Regions from separate parts of the Mus musculus genome. Here region 2 is linked to region 1. Evidence: chromatin loops called from intact Hi-C (ENCODE). Cell type or tissue: left cerebral cortex. All regions are shown on one strand. Region 1 overlaps Kif21a (kinesin family member 21A). Region 2 overlaps Abcd2 (ATP-binding cassette, sub-family D (ALD), member 2).

Region 1 (8,000 bases):
ATTAGAAAACAGGTAAGGAGCCACTGGAGGATCCTCAACAAGCAGGCAAGCACCAGCCACAGTGAGAACAGCCCAGCACGCTTGCAGAACAAACAACCTCTCAAGGGGGTAAAATATTCAAACTATATAAATGTGTAAGGGGCAGACATGCATCTGATCTGCCTCGTTTCACAGTTCAAGTTATAGAATTGTACCTTTAAAGGAACACAGGGCTGAGGGCTGAGTGTGGTGGGGCACACCTTTAACCCCAGCCCTTGGGAGGCGGGGGCAAGTAGATCTCTGTGAGCTCAAGGTCAGCCTTGGTCTAACATAGGAAGTCTCAGGGCAGCCAGGGCTATACAGAAAGACCCTGTCTCAAAAGCAAAAAAGGAAAACAAAAGAAAGAAAGAAAGAAAGAAAGAAAGAGAGAGAGGGAGGGAGGGAGGGAGGGAGGGAGGGAGGGAGGGAGGGAAGGAAGGAAGGAAGGAAGGAAGGAAGGAAGGAAGGAAGGAAGGAAGGGGGAGGGGGAGGGGGAGGGGGAGGGGGAGGGGGAGGGGGAGGGAAGGGAAGGGAAGGGAAGGGAAGGGAAGGGAAGGGAAGGGAAGGGAAGGAAGGAAATTAGAAAATGTTCATTGGGCTCAAAAACAATTTTTACTTTGTTATGAAACTAGATTGATCCTGAAAAACATACGGAAAATACTAAAAACAGGTTTTAAAATATGCAACAAAGGAAGCCATATTGCATTCAAACATGCAATACATCTAAAGAGAAAGAAGACCATGCCAAGATTACATAAAAGGAAGAGATATTTTAAAACGCTGCTGGATTACACAGATCTTTTTCTAAGGCAAACTGATTTTAAACCTAAATTCAAAATTATTCAAAAGTCTTTTTTAAAAAATTGCAGTCCAAAAAGAGACGTAATTCCCAGATTGTTCATTGTGTGGCCTCTACTCAATAAACATGACTTTTAGACCACTAAAAGCATAATCAAGGAAATGTGCGGAGCGTGTTTAACTTGTTGAAATAGGCTATGAATGAATTCAAATGCCAAAAACCCAAAAGTTTCCATTTACACAGTCAATGGAGGAGAAAGAAGGGACTGTGTAGCAGAAGGAAATGTTTAGCCATGAAGTCCTCCAGTGCAAAGGGTTAGAGGGTAAGAGAGCACAGAATCCAACAGCTCGTCAGCAAACGCCCTGCATTTTATCCAACTGACATTTTCTGACAACTTTTCCAGCATAACAAAACAAGTTCCGACCTTAGACTTTGTGAGAAACTGTCAATAATATTTAAACGACTTTGTGGTAATTTAGAAGGTTTCATTTATTACCAACAAAATTCTTGTGGCCTCTCCTGTATGCAAATGAGAAGCTACACTACTGTAGAACAAGCATGTATTGCTGATTTCCTTTAAAACTTATACGGTGTTCAATAAATCACCAAACTTTCCCAACTTTAACTCGTCAATAAAATAGTAATATCAGCACTACCCAAAGAATATTATAAGTACTACCAGAATTATTATGTATAAAATGATTTACACATTTTAGGTATCTGTCACTTTTTTGCCCTATTCATTTGCTTTAAAATAAAAGCAGTTCTTATAAATCATCTTACAGATAACACCTTAAAAATTGTATGCAATCTAAACCTAGAACACGGATGAACACATACCTGTTACCCCCAAGGGAATCCTGCAAGAGTCTTGTCAGCTTAGAGTCTCTGTAAGGGACATGGGTGGCTCTCTTGCTCTTGTCCCCCAAGGCGCTGATTACATTCCCAAGAGCCAACTGACAGAGAAAAGGAGAGAGGGGAAAATCATATGCTTATTAACTAGAGCGCTTTTAACTAATAAGGACAGCCTGTAGGAAACAAGATAAAAATTAAGAACCCCGTGTTTGGATTTAATTCACATTTGTATTTCCAAATACAAGTAAGCTCAGTAACACATGTGTTACTCATAGCCCTTAGAGTCCAGAGATTTTCCCTTAAAACAGAAATGTTTAAAGACTGACTAAGTCTGACCATGCCTGGAGCTCAGGTTACATCTTCAGGGAACTACTCATTCGTATTATGAGTTTTTCTCAATTTAAATCAAACGTTTAGCAAGTCCCCAGCTCCTTGAAAGTTTCCTGCTATAATACAAATGGTCTATGTGGCTAATACTTCTCATAGCCACAAGGAAAATATTAGTGTCATTTCCCTGAGCAAGGATTCACTACACAAGTAATACTTTAGAAATATATATATATATATATATATATATATATATATATATATATATATGACATGATATGTGTTCAATATCCAACGTTATAAAAGGTAAATCATTAATATCTCTATAGCTATACTTTCCTGCCGTGAACGGGCTGGACTCCACGAGGAACGCATTCCCCACACTAATCATATCAGCTTTCAGTCACGAGACAACCAGAAACACGGACTGTCAGGGCCAAGTCACCATCCAGCAAGTGGCATGAGTCATACTGTATCTCGGCCTCTTTTTCCAGAATCTACGGAATTCAGTACTGGCCACACCAAAGTTCAACAGCCTCGACGGGAAATTGAGCAATGGATTTTGTCCCTTTCGGGACACGTGTCCTAATCCATCCGAGACAACATTCAAAGTGTAGGGCTCAGGCCTGACTACGAGGGAGCCTGTCCATGAGGGCCTTGATATTGGGAGATTAGGGTCTCTCTAATAAGCTTCACTGGACAGTTCCTAACAGAAATGTAATCATACTGGGATCAATGGGCACTGGTTAAAAACAAACAAACAAAACCCCTAAAGTTTGGAGGTCCCACTGCAGGACAAGAAGGGTCCAAGTAGAAGCATATGACCAGGTGTCACCATTACAGGAATTTAGCAGTGCTGTTCCTTACACGGGAACAGATGTCTAATACTATAATGAGGAGAGCAAGAAGGAAAGGCATGCAAAAGAGTGTTCTAAAATATTTTCTTGCACATAATGAAACCTTCTGCTAACTCAACCACAAGGCGTTTGCCTATCAAAATACCACTAGGTGGCAGAGCATTAAAGTTAATTCCTAATACAAACTATTTTGTAAAAAAAAAAAAAAAATGGATAAATCTCTGGACTCTGGACAAAATTCCAACAAAATAGATCAGACTCTGAGATACAAAGACATAATAAAAATAAACTGTTAAAAAGCTTTCCAATGATCCACACAGTCAATAAAACCAGTGTCACAAAATGTCAACCAAGGTGACCTTTGTGTCTTGTCCAAGGAAATACTTAACTTTAAGGGCTTGCTTTGAATGTATGTTTTCAAGTGTGGAAAGAAGTTTAAAAACATTGTTCCCATCTGTCAGCTTTTGCACATACTAGAAAGGTTGAGCGAGCCAAACTAAGACATAAGAAAGCCCGCGACGTGGGGGTGGGATAACAGACAGTGTGGTCAGAAGGTCAATGTATTACTGTTGCTTTAGCCTTCAAGACAGTGAGGATTTCCATGAGATATATTGTGAATACAGTAGAGAAAAGGAAGCTGGCCCTGATAATGTATGTCTATAACTCCAGGATGGCAAAGTCTGAGGCAGGAGAATCATTGTGAGGCGAGCCTGCACTACTTAATGATCACCAAACCAACCAAGCTAAACAGAGAGGGACAGCAGAGAGGGCACGTGTCTCTTGTGGTCTTACAAGCCCGCAGTTGATGGAAATGCCCTCTTTTGCTCTCTCGCCTGTAGCTCCGGTTCTCTTCAGTCTTTCCGATCCCGCCAGATCAACAAAGTGAAACTTCGCCGTCAGCGTCTCAAACTCATTCATTGGCGACGATTCGGAGATCAGCTTATTATCAGTTGCGTTCTCCTGGGATGGCGGAAGATAATCGAAGATTCCTCATTAATGTGACATCAAACACCCTGTAACCTTGTCCACATCTGCCCCCTTGCACAGCTGGAGAAACAGTGGCATAGCCATGCAAGCATAAATGAAAACATCAGAGAAAAAGTTTGGACAGCAATCTCCAGCTGTACTGAACTAAGGCTCTGCTGATGAAGGAAAATAGACAAAACAGCCCTAACCACAAAGAGCCTAGAGGATGACCCCTCCACTTGGTCATAACAAACAGATATTCAGTATTTTTGTTTGTTTTCCAAAGTCTTACACAATTGGTCAGCTTCCTTTAAATAAATAACAACAACAACAACAAAAGGAAACTAAGAGGAAGAAAAAAAATCAAATAAAATCAAATAAAACTGGATCAAACGCCTCTCCAGAGGTGCATAGGATGTACTGATCTAAAGGCAAAATGTTTAAGAAACAAGAAAAATGAACTCACAGCATCTGTTTGGGGACACACTCTGGTTTGACACACGTGAATGGTAAAGATGGCGTGTGAACGAGAGCTCTGTACGTTCATCTGGGTGCTGGCCGTGGTGCGCGAGAGAGCGCCCAGCTTCAGACACTGCATCATCTGCAACGGGGAAGAGAAGCTTCACTTGACACACAGGCACCAGCCAACCTTCTGGCTGAGCTGCCGGCTAAAACCCACTGTGCTGACGGACATAAAGGAAGATCTCTCATCCTATCTTTTTGTTATAGGCCCATCTCAGCTGAACTTCTCAGTACAATGGTGCACTCTCCTTTTTTTTTTTTTTTTTTTTGACTAGGAGAAAACACTAAGTCCCATTGTCCGTCCTATGCTGACATTTACAGCTTCCACTCCAAACTGTTACAGTAGAAGGCTTTGGGACGACGGACTCCACAGTAATCCGAATCAGTTAGGCGTCCCTGTTTGAGTTTTTTCTTCTCATTTTTTTTAAGATTATTATTTTTTTCTTAAATGCGTCCCTATAAAAGCCAAGACACAATCCTAAACCTCACGAGCAAAGAACGAATGGATTACAACCTCGTACTTCAGCACAGTTTAGCCCTCTGTAGCTCTGGCATGTGAGCTGTACACACACTGCACCCAACTTCAGACATCATCTGCCAAGGATGACGGCCTCTCTCGGTGTTGTTATGGTAAAGAATTAGCAAGACACAAACGTTATGCTAAGGAGTTAGCAACAGTATTCCATTAAATTCATTTTGGCATCAATTCATATGTCAGTGTGTGTGCACACGCGTCAGACATAGTACATGCATAGGATCAGACAGCAACATTTGGAAGTTTGGGGATTGGTTTTCCTTCCATCATGTGGGCACCAGGTTCCTGACACATCTTGCTAGGACTCTCATACTTTTATCATGATGTTCTTTTAGGGGGGGAAAAAGCACAAAGAAGGCACCTGACACATCTTGCTAGGACTCTCATACTTTTATAATGATGTTCTTTTAGGGGGGGAAAAAGCACAAAGAAGGCAGACAAGATTTTTAACTCCGTTGTACTGAACGAAAGCCATTTTACGTATTTATCTTGAGTTCTATCAGTAATGACAATTTTGAAAGCCCCTACGCTCTGTTTTAACAACACAGTCACCTCCGGTTCTGTATTCACAGTGCGTGTTGTGACGCCCACAGTATAAATTCCTCCAGTTGAATCTTCATGAATTCTTATATTTGATTTTTTATTTTTTGCATCAATATCCCGAGTGGTATCAAACAAGTCAAGGACCTCTTCATTATAGAGCTGTGGAAAAGACACATTAAATGGTTAATTCTGTCGAAGTGGTTCTGTGAGCCTCTGACATGCTTCAGGGTATCTTCAATACACTCGACAGCCCTCAAAATGACAGCTATTTCTTCATATAGCTATGAATTAGTATATGATCACACATTTATGAGTACTGAAGGGAATGTCAGATTTAGCTATAAAAATAAAGAGGAAATGACGTAATCGTAACAAACAACCCAGGCACAAAAGCTAAGATGACCTATGACCACTCCGCAAGACAGAAGCAAAGACAAATAGGCAAGCTTGAGCCAGTACGGCTCAGATGCAGGCAAAGCCAAAGGTTAGGGCAGAGATACTTTCTATTTGGGGGAGAAGGTTGGGGTTGGGGTATTGGGTGTGAGGTCTCATTAGAAGTAGCCCTGGCTGCCTGGGACTTTCTGTAGATCAGGCTGTCCTAGGAGGGTGGGGTGTGTCACTGAGTATCCCGAGCAGGCTGCCCTTGAACTCACAGAGGCCCTACCTCAGCATTTCAGATGCTGAGATTAAAGAAAAAGCTCGGAGATGTTAAGAATTTTCAACGTTTTACAATTTCACCCTAAAACTGTATTTCTTTTTCCTTTTATACTTATCCTGTTCGGTGCGTTTAAAGACTTTACTAATTCTTTTCTCATTCATTAATGTAAAAAAAAAGATAAGTTCTATTGCGACACTTCACATATGTATACAATGTAGTTCAGGCAAATATTCACCTGCTTTCTCCTTCCCCTCCCCCCTCCCCTCTCCCTCACTTCTATTTCAAAGCCTTCCCTTCCTTTTTATTTATTTATTTTTTTGCTTTGTTTTGTTGTTGTTTTTGTTGTTGTTTGTTTAACAAATACAAAAGGAACTCTGTTATTCTATCTTTGTGGGTCTGGCTTATTCCACACAACATGATGATTTCCAGTCCCGTCCATCTTCTTGCAATCTGCATAATTCCATTCTTAAGGCTGAATAGTGCTCTACGCTGTACACAGGCCCATGCATGTGTGTGTGCATTTCACATCTTCTTTATGCATTTGTCTGTCGATGGGCACCCAGGCTGATCCCATCACTTGGTAATTGTGAATATGCTGGTTGTGATTACAGCTGGCAAACAGGATGATAATTCTATCTCTGGTGGCTTACTTCTTCTATCTTTTACTACACACACACACACACACACACACACACACACACACACACACACACACGTATTTATTTATGCGTACGTATAGAGCATGCATGCCATGGCACGCACATGGAGAGCTGGTTCTCTTCTCTGGAATGGAACTCAGGACCTCAAGCTTGGCAGCAAGCATCCTTACCCACCGAGACATCCATTTTTTATCCTTCATTTCTTAAAGATCTTTATTGACATATGTAAAGTCAATGCAATTCAGAATTACAATGTGCCAGCCCATCTAACTATAGTATTACCCAAGAGCCTAGATTTCCTCCTCCTAACAGAGCGCCCTACCAGACTATGTACCATAAATTTATACTAACCCAATAATAATTGCACACTACAGAGACACCCTCAGCCTCTGAAGCCATTTCTCAACTTGCCCCCTCCCTTTTGATAATAATTTCTTAACTCCTAGCACTTTATAAGCCGACCCAAATTACCTACAATAGTTTATCACTTGTTAAGAAAAGGTTCAGAAATAAGCAATGTTAATTGTACTTTTAATCTACATGTCACGCATTTATAGTATAAATGTCAACATTATTTTGCGTCCAAAAGTAAGGCATATTTATTACCTATTAACTAATAATGCTAATTTCCTAAACCCACATTGACTGAGTGTTGTGTGCAAAGCACTATACAAAAGCCCAGCAGTATCCTATTAATAAGGATCTGCTGTAACGGGTAAAATTTAAAGGAAATTGACCATGAGTCTATTACCTCTAGGAACTGGGCATTCACTTTGAATTCAGGAGGGGGCAGCCCGTTTTTAATCGCTGAGGTCTTTTTCTCATCAATACTCTTGAACAGGTGTCTAACAGCACGAGAGATGATGCCCTGCTCTTCCTCCATGATGTTCACGTCAAATCCGGTTCCCATCGTGTAGGTTTTCCCAGCTCCGGTCTGAACAAAGGGACAAGAGAAGGACAGTTCATACTACCCAGGCCACAAGACAAGACAATGGAAACAGAACTGAATTCTAATTCGCATGCACACAATGAGGCATTTACTTGTCCATAGGCAAACACGGTGGCATTGTAGCCTTCAAAACAGCCTTCAATGAGCTTTTCGATGCACTGGGTGTAGATCTGCTCCTGCTGGGAGTCAATGTCAAACACATAATCAAAAGTAAAGGCCTTATCCTTCCCGAGGAAGACCTGAGGCTCTCCCGGTGTGACTGACGTGCAGATATGGCAACCTTCGATCTTCTCTTTGGCAAGCTGTGGTCTT
Region 2 (8,000 bases), 160 kb after region 1:
CAGGCCACTTTCTCCTAGTCCTAGAAAGTCCTGCTTTACAGGTGAGTTAGCTTTTCACTGGGCACTAACTGAAGTCATGACTAATCTCAACTAATTTGTTTGCTTTTTTTGTTTGTTTGTTTGAAAAGTCTTCATATATTTCCTCGATGCTAAAATCATACAAAATACTTTTTTTTTGCCGGCTTGCTTTCTCTGCACTTAGCTTAACATACTGCATGCAGTAAAGAGAGAGTCTCTGAGGCTTCACCTAGAAGGTAACTGAAAACATGTCAAGATAAATTAGGATGTCTTTTCTGCAGTTTGGATTGTTTTCAGCACCGAGTCTTCCCCCAGAATTTTGCATAGTTCGTTGAGTCTCTGTTGCATTTTGGGAATTCCAGCGAGCTGCGACTCCAACTTTTGCTTTTCCTCACTCAACGTTAAACGGATAGCAGTGTCCAACTGTTCAAAGCGCCAGCCTCCTTCGCCATCGAATTGTAATAGATGAGTGTGGTATTTCCTGTGTGATTAAAACAAAGTGTAATCAGTCATAATCCTAAAAGCCGTTTCCATTATAGAGCTTTCTAGCTGATGTTCAGAGACAAATTTTAGTGGATGTGGCTATTTTACATTTTATTTCTAATGTTATCTCAGATAAACAGTGGAATTGCTAAAGTCTAAAGTCTTTCATCTCTAAGAAATTCTTCTTGATGTTCCTGAATTTTTCTTTCATATTTTGAGTACATATAATTTACAAAGGAAGATTATTCTTGTATTAATTTACCCTCATAATATCTTCTGAAGAAATATGTGTTCTGAATAAATAACGAAGCATAGTTAGAAGAGAAGTAAGGAAAGGGAATTGGGGAAAGAGTAAACTTTTAAAGATCATATCGAAAAAAAACTAAAGAAAACAAAGAAAACACAAAAGAAGCTTATTTATACATAATACCACCCTCTGGGATGAATTCTACTTAAGTACAACTTTCTCAGTAATAATAATAATTTAGAATCATTTTTACATGATTGCCCACAGGAGTCTTTTAGAAACATTCTCTTACTGTCACATAGATTCACTCTTCTCTCATGGTTCAGCTACTTAGGAGCTATGTAAAAGTGCAGAACTGAAAGACGGGAGGCAATCCATCCCTCTACTAAGGGAAGCCAAAGCCACTAGCAGAGGATTGTGGGATGGGTGGAGAGAGTATGGCTGGCAGAGTTGTTCCAGTCATGAGCCACCTGTACAGGGTCACTTAGCTTCACTGGCTCATGGTTCTTCACATTTTTCTGTCTTCAGTTTTTCATCTTACAACAAGTAATTATTATTTATTATGAACAGTCAGCCTTTTCAATCAGCTTCTATCTTATATGCGGATGTGAGCTGTTAAGCCTTCAATAAACAGGCTGCGATCCTTCTAACCACAGAAGTTAGGAATAGAGCAATGGGTCAGTTGGGGAAGGGAAGGAATTCCCAAAGAAGGGTCAATAGAATAGATAGTTATGGACAGATGAATGAGCTGGACTGAGAGGATTAAATGGAGAGGGGGAAGAGGAAGTTAAAGCAGGGAAACACAGAGAAACAGGAGAGTTATCGGAAGCTATCACTGTAGACATTTCTTAAAATATATACATATATTAAAAGGAGATCTGAATAGAGTCACCACAAAATAATGGAGACAAAGCCTCAACATCGATGCCACTTGTCAACAAATGAAACCTTCAGCACCAGGGATGGGATACATACAATTGAGTTGTTGTCCAAAGGGGTTGCTTGCCACGAATTGATAGTAAAGCTATATTGCTGAAGACAACCATGGAGATGTCCAACTAGCGCCTGCCTGGACCCTTCATCACTACAGACTAGGGTTCATTTCTTGGAACTGGAAAGTAGTCTGCACATTACTGGAAGAGACAGGTAGATACAACCCAGCTATAAAACCCGTACCACTCTAAACACCACACAATGGTGACCTGCCTGCACAATAATGCTGGTGCAATAGCGGTACAAATTTTGTGGGAATAACCAACCACTCACTATCTCCTTGGATTTAAGGTCCACTCCATGATATGGAACCTGTACCCAACACGGTTTGGTTGTCCAAGAACCTTAGACTACAGAGGCCATGATCTAGAGTAAAACCAAATGCTACTGTTCTGCTAAAGGAAATATTGACCTCCTAACATATAAGATCATATTATAAAAGTTAAATTGAAAGCGAAGTATTTATATGTATTTATAAGTATGTCACGCTGTAGAATACAAAAACAAAACAAAACAAAACAAAACAAAACACCCCCCCCTAACCCTATCATTAAACTATGAAGGCTAGGGACAGTGAGATGGCTCAGTGGGTTAAAGGTACTTGCTGAAAGGGTCATTCCCCTTTAAGAAGATGACACTGTTTTTGATGTCTGCCATCTCCACTGATTCATCACCATTGTTTGAATGGTGATGAGGGATTTAATGCTTGTTCTTGACATGTTCTTTTTTTTTTCTTAAAACAAACAACAAAAAGCTTTATTATTATTATTTTATTATTTCCTGTGATCCCTCTAACTTGATAATTTTAGAAATACTAAGTTATGGAATTTTAACATCCCACACACAAACTGGATTTTAAAGTAAATTTAAAAAAATTTTGTAATCATATCCTAACCTTAAACCTAACCCACTCCATAATCTTTCACAGTACATTCTAGTGTTATGATAAATAATTTTTTTAGTACAGATCAACTGTCAGATTCTCCTGTAGCTTCTCAGAATGACTAGAAGGTGACGTTCATTTCCACACAACACATGAAGGTTACATTAGGCCACAGGGAGCTAACCTATATTTGCGGGAACATTAGAGAAATACAGGTAGAAAACAAATGAAATATTTTATGTTCCACACAGAAACATTTAGCAAGGTTATCTTCTGAGAAGAGACAAAGCATCCCTCCCAGAGGAGGATGCTGTGAGCACGTACCACAGAGAAGGCCTGTGTGTTATGGAGAGTAGGGAAATCCCAGCCCCAATAGCAGCCTGAAATATCTTTCCTTCAACGTCGATGCTCACGGCACTGGTACATTCATCCAGCAATGCATACTTCGGTCTGAAAACAAACAAATAAACAAACAAATAACTGAGTGAAATTGCTCTGCAGCTGTGCCTTTCTTTGGATAACAATGGTACCCTGACAACTTCAGAGGGACTAAAGTCACCATGTGGACACCATCATTTGATGTTTTCATTTTAGTTTTGAAAGTTAGTTTCAAAGTATTCCAGGGCAGTTTTCATCATGAAATTATTTCCATTTATCTATTTTTGATTTTTTGAGATTCTAATATAATTACATAATATAATTTTCCCTTTCCATTTCCCCTCCAAGTCCTTCTGTGTACCGCACCTTGTTCTATTTCACATTCATGGCCCCCAGTATCAAAATAATATCTCATTTTACATAAATGACTTCTTAGCCTCATAAGTTTTTTTTTTTCTAATGTGCTTGCATATTAGTTGGGCTCTGGAGATGGAAGTGACAGATGCAAGAGTTAAAGGCATTTCTTTTTTAATTAATTAATTAAATTTAAAAATTTTTCTTATTGTTATTTTATTTATTTACATTCAAATTTTATCCCCCCTTCCCGGGTTCCCCTCTGAAATCCCCTTATCCCAGCTTCCTCCCCCTGCTTCTGTGAGGATGCTCCCCCACCCACCTACCCACTCCCACCTCACCACCCTGGCCTTCCCCTATGCTGGGGCATCAAGCCGTTAGCGCTCCATAGGACTGTGAAAGTCTCTAATGATTGCTGTACTTTCCCCAAGACAACGGTAAAGAAGTAGCTTTGTGGGTTCATATTATGATGAAATATTAATTTTCTGTGTGTTAATTACTGTTTGTGATTTTATTTAAATAGAGAAGGTGAAGAAAAGTATACAAGAGAAAGAAAATTTAGGTAAATTTTCTTTTTGTATAAAGCTCCTCTCTGCACTGTCCATCATATTTTGTACCTTCCTTTTTAGAGTGCTTTGAGCTAAAGAAGATTTTCGAAGAAGAAAAAAAAATGTGTATTTTATATTCTGTTGTCATAGCAACTCATAAGGAATGTAAGATGAGTCATACTTCTGTTTCCTTGGCAGTGTTAGGCTGTGTGTGTGTGTGTGTGTGTGTGTGTGTGTGTGTGTGTGTGTGTGTGTATGTGTAAATATACCAAACAACACAGCCAGGAGTGGATACTTGTAGAACTAATACTTAAAGTATTAAATGACACAAACTCTTAGACATTTGCTTTTTTTTTTTTCTCCTTTGTGAATCACAAGTAGTGTAGGATATGTGAAGGAAGAAACCTATCCCTTCAAGACAGGATTTTCCTGGTCATTCTTTAAATATTAGAATTATAAGGCTCTTGTAAAGCAAATTCTATTGTAATGCATTGTATCATTTCTGACCAGAGTTCTCTGTTGTTGCCAGTGCAGATCTTTCCTATCACAGCTCAGTATGTGTCATAATCTCATTGTCAGAACCATATTGGCCCTGAGAGCATGGGAAGAGGCAATCCCTCAGCATTACCAGTTTCCTACACTGGCTTTAACTTTCTAATTTATTTGATTCATTTGCAAAAGTGCTGCCTTTTTACTATTTGCTACCTGATACATTTTACAATCATGAATACTGATTAGTCCAATACTTGAAACATTGGGTTAAAACGCTTTCTTTATTGATGTCTCTTGTTCTTATTGAAGGGCTTATCTCATTAACACAGAGACATGGAAAAATGGTCACATTTGCAGTTCACTACACCACCCCTCTCAGGCTGTGTTGCTGATCATATTACTGAGTATTTATGGACGAAACCCAAGCCAGTTCCCAGAGATGGGCTGACAGCTGGTCAGAAATGTCAAGCTACAGTGTGCCCTTGAGTCTCCTCAGAGAGAGCAGCATTTCAAAGCACAGCAGGAAAAATACAGAGTTGGTAAAATTCAGTTCAGTTTTGTTTTTTTTTAAAGTACCCTCTATCGTTAGACTAACAATGTAAGCTTAGTATAAGTAATACATACATTAAGACATACACTAAGATAACTAATTTTTCTCACTAAAAATCAGAGTTATACATAAAACTACATAGTATATGATTTCACTTGCATGAGATTGTAAAGAAGTGGGTATATGGAGAACTTGAACAAAAAAGGGACTGAGAACCTTTTTCCGGGTAATAAAAACATTTTCTAACTCGGATGAGACGTTGAGTGAGATGAACATTATGTTACTTAGTGTACCTACATCTGTAAAAACTTTTTGAATTATATGCTTAAAATATACTTACTAGCCAGTCCCATGATACCCAGAGGAAGTTCCACTCCCAAGCACTCTAACATGCCCAGGATCATAGGATCAGAGGTGAGGAGGACACAACATCTGCCCCAATCCTGGAAGTAACTGGGACCAGCAGGACCCAGGCAACCAAGAATTCCACCCGACCAGTGGCACAGGTTCCTTCCAGTCTGAGCTTGTGCCCTATGCAGTCTTTGGGCTCGAACTCCACAGCCAGTCCCACAACACCCAGAAGAAGCTCTAGTCCCAGGCACTCTAACACACCCAGGACTGTAGGATCCCAGGATCCCAGCATCCCAAGATCCCAGGAGCTTGGTCACACCAGGATCTCAGGGACCCACAGGCTGTTGACTCCCAGGAGCTCTGACACACCCAGGATCTCAGGATCACAGGATCCTGGAATCACAGGATCACAGAGACAGCTGATCTCTGAGGAGTTCTGATGCAACCAGGTTCACAGGAAGGACAGGCTCCAGTCAGATATAGCAAGGGCAGGTAGCTCTAGAGATAATCAGATGGTGGGAGGCAAGCATAAGAACAGAAGCAACAGAAACCAAGCTTACTTGGCATCATCAGAACCCAATTCTCCCACCATAGCAAGTCCTGGATACACCATCACACCAGAAAAGCAAGATTTGGATGTAAAATCACTTCTCATGTTGGTGATAGAGGACTTTAAGAAGGTTATAAATAATACCCGTAAAAAAATACAGGAGAACACAGGTAAACAGCCAGAAACCCTTAAAGAGGAAACACAACAATCCCTTAAAGAATTACAGGAAAACACAACTAAAGAGGTGAAGGAGATGAACAAAACCACCCAAGATCTAAAAATGGAAATAGAAACAATAAAGAAATCACAAAGGGAGACAACCTTGGAGTTAGAAAACCTAGGAAAGAGATCAGGAGTCATAGTTGCAAGCATCACCAAGAGAATACAAGAGATAGAAGAGAAAATCTCAGATGCAGAAGATACCATAGAAAACATTGACACAACAGTCAAAGAAAATGCAAAAAGCAAAAAAAAAAAAAAAAAAAAAAAAAAAAAAAAACTCCTAACACAAAACATCCAGGAGATCCAGGACACAATGAGAAGACAAAACCTAACGATAGTAGGTATAGAAGAGAGCTAAGATTCCCAACTTAAAGGGCCAGTAAATGTCTTCAACAAAATTATAGAAGAAAACTTCCCTAACCTAAAGAAAGAGATGCCCATGAACATACAAGAAGCCTACAGAACTTCAAATAGTCTGGACTAGAAAAGAAATTTCTCCCATCACATAATAATTAAAACAGTAAATGCACTAAACAAAGAAAGAATATTAAAATCAGTAAGGGGAAAGGGTCAAGTAACATATAAAGGCAGACCTATTAGAATTACACCAGAGACTGAAAGCTAGAAGATCCTGGGCAGATGTCATACAGACCCTAAGAGAATACAAATGCCACCCCAGGCTTCTATATCCAGCAAAACTCTCAATTAGATGAAGAACCCAAGATATTCCATGATAAAACCAAATTTACAGAATGCTTTCCATAAATCTAGCCCTACAAAGGATAATAGATGGAAAACACCAACACAAGGAGGGAAACTACACCCTTGAAAAAGCAAGAAAGTAATTTTTCAACAAACCCAAAAGAAGATAGCCACACAAACATGGTTCCACCTCTAACATAAAAAAATAACAGGAAGCAACAAACACTTTTCTTTAATATCTCTTAGCATCAATGGAATCAATTCCCCCCAAAATACATAGACTAATAGACTGGATATGTAAACAGGACCCAGCATTTTGCTGCATACAGGAAACACACCTCAGTGACAAAGACAGACACTACCTCAGAATAAAAGGTTGGAAAACAATCTTCCAAGCAAATTGTTCCAAGAAACAAGCTGGAGTAACTATTCTAATATCATAAAATCAACTTTCAACCAAAAGTTATCAAAAAAGATAAGGAAAGACACTTTATACTGGTCAAAAGAAAAATCTACCAAGATGAAGTCTCAATTCTGAACATCTCTACTCCAAATGCAAGAGCACCCACTTTCGTAAAAGAAACTTTACTAAAGCTCAAAGCACACATCACACCCCACATAATCATACTGGGAGACTTAAATCTAACCATTCATTTTTCTCTAATTGCCTGGTTTTATTTAGACTGGAAATTAGAAGAACAAGATTGCAAGCAAACAGACCAATCTAAAATGTGCAGCATCCTAAACGACAAGAGTCAGTAATTTGAAATGTAAGATAGAAAAAATAAAATGGCTCAGCTGGTAAAACTTCCAGCTGCCAAGTCTGACATCAGGAGTTTGTTCCCAGAATGCACAAGGTAGAAGGACAGAACTTATTTCCTGCAAATTGTCCTCTTATATGCCTGTGAGACATATGCAGCATGCACATATACATACATGCAAACACAAATGCATGCACACATACACACTGAAAAGATATATAGGTAGACAGATGGACAGATAGATTATGGGTAGATAGATGATATATAGGTGATAAATAATAGGTAGGTAGATATATGCATAGATAGATAAATAATAGATGGATGGATAGATAGATAGATAGATAGATAGATAAAATGTAATAATAAGATTAGGCTGAGGCAGGAGGGGACAAAGATCAGACTTTTAAAGATTAAAATGTAATTGAGAGAACAACAAAACACAACATTTAGCTGGCTGTTGTGCGGCAT

What was found. Peaks named below come from ENCODE experiments on the same cell type or tissue, not always from the same donor. Only the 100,000 strongest peaks of a DNase experiment are listed, where the experiment ranks them.
Region 2: it touches region 1 in a loop (2.3-fold over the local background); 3 of 42 quality-filtered maps call a loop at or near these places.

The regions. Positions count from the first base shown.
Region 1 is chr15:90,990,053-90,998,052 of GRCm38, forward strand. Kif21a (kinesin family member 21A) reads right to left here. Exons shown (of 37, transcript NM_001109040.2): 2 at 7,781-8,000; 3 at 7,491-7,673; 4 at 5,432-5,581; 5 at 4,289-4,423; 6 at 3,649-3,816; 7 at 1,658-1,773. Among named protein-coding and RNA genes, the nearest start is that of Gm52216, 35 kb to the right of the region's middle. In left cerebral cortex, a CTCF peak has its summit at 3,003 (motif pointing right); a DNase peak (open chromatin) is centred at 2,454.
Region 2 is chr15:91,148,707-91,156,706 of GRCm38, forward strand. It overlaps Abcd2 (ATP-binding cassette, sub-family D (ALD), member 2), which reads right to left. Exons shown (of 10, transcript NM_011994.3): 9 at 2,949-3,074; 10 at 1-499. The coding sequence ends at 280. Among named protein-coding and RNA genes, the nearest start is that of Abcd2, 39 kb to the right of the region's middle. In left cerebral cortex, no CTCF peak of the experiment used is centred here; a DNase peak (open chromatin) is centred at 4,119.